2 separate regions of the Homo sapiens genome follow, and region 2 is linked to region 1. Evidence: read pairs that join two places in POLR2A ChIA-PET (ENCODE). Cell type or tissue: GM12878. All regions are shown on one strand.

Evidence for each region. ChIA-PET counts read pairs that join two places held together with the same protein. Peaks named below come from ENCODE experiments on the same cell type or tissue, not always from the same donor. Only the 100,000 strongest peaks of a DNase experiment are listed, where the experiment ranks them.
Region 2: POLR2A ChIA-PET joins it to region 1 with 5 read pairs; 1 of 35 experiments calls an interaction of 5 or more read pairs at or near these places.

What each region holds. Positions count from the first base shown.
Region 1 is chr3:137,323,426-137,327,425 of GRCh38, reverse strand. No RefSeq gene overlaps it. Among named protein-coding and RNA genes, the nearest start is that of IL20RB-AS1, 340 kb to the right of the region's middle. In GM12878, no CTCF peak of the experiment used is centred here; a DNase peak (open chromatin) is centred at 2,025; H3K4me3 peaks cover 356 bases; H3K27ac peaks cover 642 bases.
Region 2 is chr3:137,469,310-137,473,309 of GRCh38, reverse strand. No RefSeq gene overlaps it. Among named protein-coding and RNA genes, the nearest start is that of SOX14, 290 kb to the left of the region's middle. RefSeq lists an enhancer at 2,266-2,325. In GM12878, no CTCF peak of the experiment used is centred here; a DNase peak (open chromatin) is centred at 1,999; H3K27ac peaks cover 1,713 bases.

The sequences.
Region 1 (4,000 bases):
CTGAGCTGGTGGGTTTTATGAGCAAGGGGGAAGGGAACTCAAAGTTTCATATTCCTCCACCCAGGAAGACAACCATTGGCTGATGGTCCCCAACCTTAAAAATTCTAATCTAGAGATTTACTCCTTCCCCCTCTGTTTTCAACTGCTCTGGGGATAAAGAAATCATCAATTCTTAGTGCTGTCATCAAATGGGGTCAGCCTAAGGTAAGACAATAAAAAGAGGGCACATAACCTGGAAACCCAGTTAAAATATGAAAGTTCCATCCACTCCCATGATTCACTGTTTACCCAGAAAATTCTTGCAACTTCTGTTTAAATTTATATTTTCAATATTTATTAAATTCAGCCATCACACCTTTCTCCAGCAATTTAACTGGTATGACTTCCTCTCTGGTTAATGGAATCAAGCAAAAAAGCAAAGAGAAGATAAATACAAATCAAAGTTCCTTCCAATGTGGGTTTTGTCAGCATGGTCCAAAGAGAAGCCAGCCTTGTGGGTTAATACAATACTATAGGCAAGGTGCCAAGTGTTTCTGTACGTAATTCACCTTTAATTCTTACCACAACTCCGTAAGATGAGTATTATTATGAGGAAATTAAAGCTCAAAAAGAATGAGTAGCTTGCCCAAGGCCATACAACAAGTAAACAGCAATGTTTTTAAGATTCAAACCCAAGCCTTTCTGACTGCGAAGTCTAATCCTCCTGTTTGTTGTGCTACATCATGGTTGGTGGCATTTATCTGTACTTTGGGATGCAGTAAGACCATAGGAGAGGAGAGCATATCATCCTCCCTGCCTAATAAGCTCTGTCTATAGAAAGAAGCACAAAAAATATGGGCATAATATCAAGGTTCAAAGTTATTTCTTTGGCTTCACACCATGACCTTTTATAAAACTCAGTTCTAATTAGCAGGATTTCCCATGACTACAGAATGTTTCTTTCTTTTAAATTCATGTATGTTGCCCAGAGACCCCTAATGTTGCTGGAACTTCATTTTGATATCCTGATGGTCCTGTCACCACTTTTGGATGCTCCCAAGGACTGAACTTTCATGTGACTAGAGGTGCCACTTTCTTTTGCATGTTCAACAGTGTCACTGATGATAGCTCAATTTTCAGAAAGTATAAATCACGGTGGAAAAATCTCTCTCTCCTTACCTGATTGTATGAGTCGCCCCTTCATTGGAGCATGAAGCACATGTGAGGGCTGGTCATGAAGAGCAGGAGGACAAACAGTGGCCACAACTGCAAAGGCCACAAACACAGAGCACAGAAAAAAAGGGTGTTGACAGGGCACTTGGTACAGAGAAGGCAACCAGGCACAAATGCTGGATGGACCAGAATAGACTCTCATTGAACTATGAAGGGTCAGGTAAAACACAAGGGAGCTGTATGTCAAAATACAGCCTCATGAGGTTAAAAGGTCAGTATTGAGATTAATAGGGCAAACAAAACGAATACAGAATAGTAAAGACCAACAACAATAAATATATTAACCCACAAGAAAAAAACAAAGAAAAGAGGTCTACCCTAATGCTGTAACATCAAAACCAAAGCAAAAGAAACAAAGGATTCTGGAGAGGAACAGAAAGGTAAAGCATAATTGGACACCTTTGTGAGTTCTCCAGAACACCCTTTGGGGCTCCTTCCCCTCTGTTGGAGAGCTGATGGCAACACTCAGTTTAGCTTCTGTCTGGCAGGTTCACTCCACAGCCTCTTGCCGCTGCAATCTCCTCACCCAGTGGCCAGCCCTTGTAGGTGACAACTGGCAAAATATTCAGTCAAGGATATTTTGCGCAGTGTCTACTTGATCCACGTGAATTTGACCCACCAAATAGTGGAGAGGGCTCCCAGCTCCTCCCTGAAGCCCCCATGCTTCTCCATTCTGCCATCATTCTCAGGTCTTCAGGTTCTCTTTACCTGCTGCTCAGCTAGGCACAGAGACACATCATATCTGCTACCCAACTGAGGAATGGGGTGCCAATGATACTTGGTGCTTCCCCCATCCCCTGGTTTTGAAGGGGCAGGGAAGGACTTTCTACTACACTGATGACTCATGGCCCCTGTCATTTCCTTCTTCCCCTTTACATTCTGGTTGCATAGTGAAACTCCTGGGTATGTCTGGACGTAGCAGAGTCCGTTAGACTATTCTTTAATAAACCAATTGCTAGGGGCTGTCTTTAGAATGTCGTGTACTTGATGCCTCCTTATTCTCAATTTTTATCCTTTCATGACCATCTGAGGGCAAACACAAGTCCCAGTGAACATCTATTACACACGCAATTACTTTGCACTATAAAAGAAGCTTAACAAAAACATGAATGCATTTTTTGCAAAATGTAAACAGGAATACATATTGCAGTAAATTGCTAAGCCTGCTAAAGAGAGACTAAAAATAAATTTTTAAAACTTATTAAAGAGAAATTAAGGAACATGGAGAGCAGAATAAGAAAGTACAAATGCACCTGATAAGAGCACTGAGAGGAAAAGGTGGGAGGGTAAAGGAGGTAGAGTGGAGGAGAGGAAATATAGGGGGAAAATGGCTAAGAACTTTTCCAGAATTGATTAAAGATGAGACTCTTCAGATTAAGGTATCACAATAAATCCCAAACAAGGTAAATGAAAATATATCCATTCCAGGCACACCTTAATGAAACTATAGTAAACCTGAAACTAAAAAAATATCTTAAAGCAATCAATCAGAAAGAAAAAAGAGGTTACCTATAAAGGAATAGATATATTTTAACAGCAAACTACTCAATAGCAACAATAGAGGCTAATGAAATACTGTCTTCAATGTGCTGGGAGAAAAATCATCATTAATTTGGAACTTTTTGCCCAAACTATCATTTAAAGTAAAGACAAAAAAATGTATTTTCAAATAAAGAAGAAAATGAAAGAATTTATCCTTCCTAGATCCTCACTAAAGAATTTTTAAGTGATATTTATAAATAAAAATATAGTGGCAAAAATAAAAGATACATGTTCAAAACCATGCTAACAAAATAAATTAAAAGATGTATGTACAAAGCTTTTAGTCGCAACATTATGCGGAATGGGGAAAGACTAGAAATAGCCCAAATCCCATCAGTGGAAAATTTATTGAGTAAGCTATGGTACATCCATGCAATGGAGTACTATGCAGCCATAAAAAGGAATGGGGAATGTTTTAATATACTATATACTAATATACTATGGAGACCCTCTCAAGATATATTGTTAATTGAAAAAAGATGGGAGTAAGTATTTATAATGGCTACTATTTACACCATTTATTATGGCTACCATTTATATAAGTGAAGGGATACAAATATACATGTTTGCTGATATTAAAATGCAAAGAAGGATAAATCATAACTTTTTTTTTGAGACGGAGTCTTGCTTTGTCACCCAGGCTGGAGTACAATGGTGCAATCTCGGCTCACCGCAACCTCCATCTCCCAGGTTCAAGAATTCAATTCTCCTGCCTCAGGCTCCCAAGTAGCTGGGATTACAGGCATGCACCACCATGCCTGGCTAATTTTGCATTTTTAGTAGAGACAGTGTTTCTCCATGTTGGTCAGGCTGGTCTCAAACTCTCGACCTCAGGTAATCCACCCACCTCGGCCTCCCAAAGTGCTGGGATTACAGGCGTGAGCCACCACAGCCAGCCAATCATAACTTTCTTAATGGTTAGCTATATAAGAGGGGAGAGAATTGGGTGGTGGACAAGGATTGAAGCTGAACTCCCTTGAATATAACTTGTTTTGCAAATTTAGCGTTGAAACCATGCAAATATTTTACCTAACTATAAGATAAAATTAAGGAAATAAAGAAATTCGAAGTATTTGGCATAATGACTAAGAAAAGTTATTCCAAATAATATGAAAATACAGTAATTTGACTGTATATCCCTTCAGGGATAAAGCCTAAGAACAGAAAAAAAAAACTCTGGAAAAAACTTACATAGGTTTTAAGAAGCATATTATTGGTAATAATGCTAATATTATTAATATGAGAC
Region 2 (4,000 bases), 150 kb before region 1:
GAGCCCAACAATATGTACATAAATAACTGGAAAATCTGGAAGCATATGGTCTTTTTTCTATTCTTGAGAAAGTGGAGTAAAGCAGGTCAATCAATTATAACAAGGGTCAATAAACTTTTTCTTTTAAGGACTGGATAGTAAATATTTTGAGCTTGCTGGTCACATGGTTTCTATCACAACTACTCAACTGTGCTGCTCTGGTATGAAAGCAGCCAGAGAAAATATGCAAACAAGTGAGTGTTCAAAACATTTTATTTATAGACTCTGAAACATGAATTTCATAAAATTTTCATGTCACAAAATATTTTTCATTTGATTTTGTCCAAACAATTTAAACATCTAAAAACCACCCATAGCTCAAAAAACATACAAAAATAAGGAATTGACCAGCTTTGGCCTGTAGGTCATAGTTTGCCCAACCCCTGAGTTCCCCCTAGGAGGTCTCAAAGGGCAAGGGGCTGGAACTAGGGACTGGCCATGTAAGACTCTATTTTTGACCACATTTCCACGTGGCTAGCTTAAGCTTCTTAGCAGTGCAGTGGCATTGGGGGCAGTTGAGCTTCTTTCATGTTGGCTCAGGGCTCCAGGAGGAAGGAAGCAAAAACTGACAGTCCTTTTAAAAGTTGGGCCTAGGACTGAAAGTGCATCACTTCCACCCTGTTCTATGGGCTGAAGCAGACACAGGCAAGCCCAGATTCAAGAGGCCTGCACAAGGGTCTCCTCTTGATTGGAGCAGTGTCAAAGAACTTGCTGCGAATTTTATTTTAATTTAATAAGTTGTTAGACAATACATTCTTTTTAATTTTAATTTTAATTTTTACTTTATTTATTTATTTATTTGAGATGGGAGTCTTGCTCTTGTCACCTAGGCTGGAGTGCAATGGTGCAATCTCAGCTCACTGCAACCTCTGCCTCCAGGTTCAAGTGATTCTCCTGCCTCAGCCTCCCGAGTAGCTGGGATTAAAGGTGCCCACCATCACCTTTGGCTAATTGTTTTTGTATATTTTTAGTAGAGACAGGGTTTCACCATGGTGGCCAGGCTGGTTTCCAACTCCTGACCTCAGGTGATCTGCCCGCTTCAGCCTCCCAAAGTGTTGGGATTACAGGCGTGAGCCACTGCACCCAGCCAATAATATATTATTCTCTCATTCAAGAAATCTAAAGGTAGATAAGTCCTGAATTGGTTAATTCAGAAGCATAAGGATTCAGGCTCTAAGTCACTTAGTGCTGTCATCACTACTGGGGTCATGAGGTCAAGGGCCAAGAAGTTTGCAGTAGCTGCAAGCATCACTGCCTTACCAGAGGCTCTGAAACTTCAATGTGTATCAGAATAACCTAGAAGACTTGTTAAAACGCAGTAGTTGGTTCCACCTGCAGAGCTCATGACTGAGTAGGTCTGGTGGGGGGTGAGGGTTAACTGAGGATTTAGTTTTTTCCAGTTATCGCGGCTAAGATTTATCACAGGAAGAGGATGTAAAGCAAAAAAGGAAAAGGCACATGGAGCAAAGCCTAGAGAAAACCAGGCATAAGCTTCCAAGAGTTCTTTCCCAGTGGCGTCACACAGGATGCATTTAATTTCTCCAGCAATCAGCTGTGACAACACATGTAAAATGTTATCTACTAGGGAAGCTCATTAGAGACTCAGTGACCAAGATTTTCACTAGGGGCTAGTCACATAGGCATCCTCTGCCTAGCATATACCAAAATGTCAGACTCCCAGAAGGAAAGTAGGTGTTCAGCATAAATGGCATTGTTTGTACATTTTAGGCACAGTGGGTCGCTCTGATTAGAGGGTGAAATCTAGATACCAAACAGTGCTAACTTCTCAAGTAGGGCCTTCTAAGGAAATTAGTCTCAGGCCTGCTATGTTAACTTTTGAGAATTTGCATTTTTAGCAAGTACCCAAGTGGTTCTCAAAGTGGGGACCACGCTTTGAGAAGGATTGGTTTAACATAAACTGCCAAGCAGGAAGCAGGCAAGTGTGGGACAGGGGATTTTTCACTGTGGGCTTTCACTTTTTATAGGGGAGGGAAATCCTTCTTGAAATCCCCTAGTTTTCTCTTTATGTTTCTCTTTATGTTTCTTTGTCTAGAACACGTTCACATGCCCGCCTGAAAGCTGACGATTGGCTTAAACAATAACAATTCATCTCCTGAAGCTGGACTAATGCCAGTCCAACCAAAGTTAGGTTTATGTCACAGCATCCATAGATAGGGCTTCTATTTCCAGAGCTTGGCCAAGTAAGTCCTCTCTCTTCCACCGCACAACCTGTGAGGTAAACAAAAGCAGGGATCTTTCTGTTGAGAGCCCTTTCCAGTGTCAGTTGGTGATCTTTTGAGATGTGGCAAAAGCATTCTTCCCCTAATTCATTGCTCCATGGAGTCAGCCAACCTTGCTCTACTACTTAGGGTGGAAGGTGAGATCATATATGAACCGTATGAGCAATTTGATCAGCCTTTGCTTAATACTTTGTCTAATAGGATCTGATTTAATGATAGAGCTCTTTAGGCTTTATCATTCTCCAAAAAGCTTTCTGTGAACACATAGGTGCGTTTAAGTATTTGATCTCTCCAAATACTAAAACTGGGATGAGTCCAGTTCAAGAACCTTAGATTCCAAATTAAGAGAGTAATCAAAAATAATTAATCAAGAATTATCTCATCTTGTTATTTATCTTTCTTCAACAGGTTTCAAGTGCTTCACTAACATTTTTATTAATACTTTTCAAATCCTAACTCAGTTGAATTACAATGGGACAAGTATGACCAGATAATTTCCTCAAGGCCACAAAAGAAGCAAGAGTCATTAGGTTTTAGGATGTCTATCCAAGAAATATTCTATAGTGAATAAACTATGTATATCATTACTCAAAAAATTTGAAGATCATTTCCCTAGAAAATAGCCATTCCATAAAATAAGAATCAGTATAGACTGAACTTCCTAGAAACAGTATAAAATCCTAAAAAGGCTGATTCTACTAAATTATCCTGGCTGCCCTTCCAGTCTCATTCTGTTGGTCTTCTTGAACTTGAAGACAAACACTCTCCATTATTTCTAGTAAACTGGAGTTGGGAAGATAAATGTTTTTTAATGTAAAAGATTATTCCATAACTTTCCTCAAAGACAAAGAGACCTCAAAGATAAACCAGAAGAAAGATAATAACTACTCATATTTTGAAAAATTAGTTCCTGCTGTCCTTTATTATAATAAAACAGGCACAAATTAACCCCAACACTTCTGAAAAAGGGAAAGATTATATAGTCGCAGATTCAGATAAAGGTTTAGAAAACTGGGAAGATGCTTTGATTACTAAAAATGTATCTCTTTTTAAAAAAAGGATCTGATTAATTCCTTTAAAACTCTCTAGTTTAGAACAATATGCCACAATGACAAATTTAAGAGCTGTCAGCAAGAATAAGTTTACATCCTAAGTCTGCCTTTCTTCCACCTGAACTTCCAAATATACAACTGAAGGGTAGATTGGTGTTTGCTATTTGTTCTTGCAATGAAGTATTCTGCTAAGTCAAACCACAGGGAAGAAACATGGACTTCAGTTCCTAGGAGGGATTCTTTTAGTACACAGAAACTTTCCTCCAAAGATAGAAATTTGTATCTGCTGAGAAAAACCTACATCAATACCCCAGATTCCTAAAGCTATTATTTTTTTTTTCAGCAAAAGCTGAGATCTTTCTGATGTCATGTCAACACAAAGACTCAAATTTGAAATTAAAGTAAACTGGGAGCCTGAGTTCTGGCTGTGACCTAAACAGACTGACAAAGTTAGCATAGCATACTTACAGGTGCAGTCCCCAAGCTTATTCATTGCAGACATTACTAATCAAGCAAAGAACTCTTTCTGGCTGCCCATAGGACAACCTCACAACCTTTCCCAGCACAAGGCTCTAGACATACTCTCTCCAATTTGGTGGCCACAAGCCACATGTGGTTATTGAACACTTGAAATGTGGCTAATCTAAGTAGAGCTGTGAAATATACTGG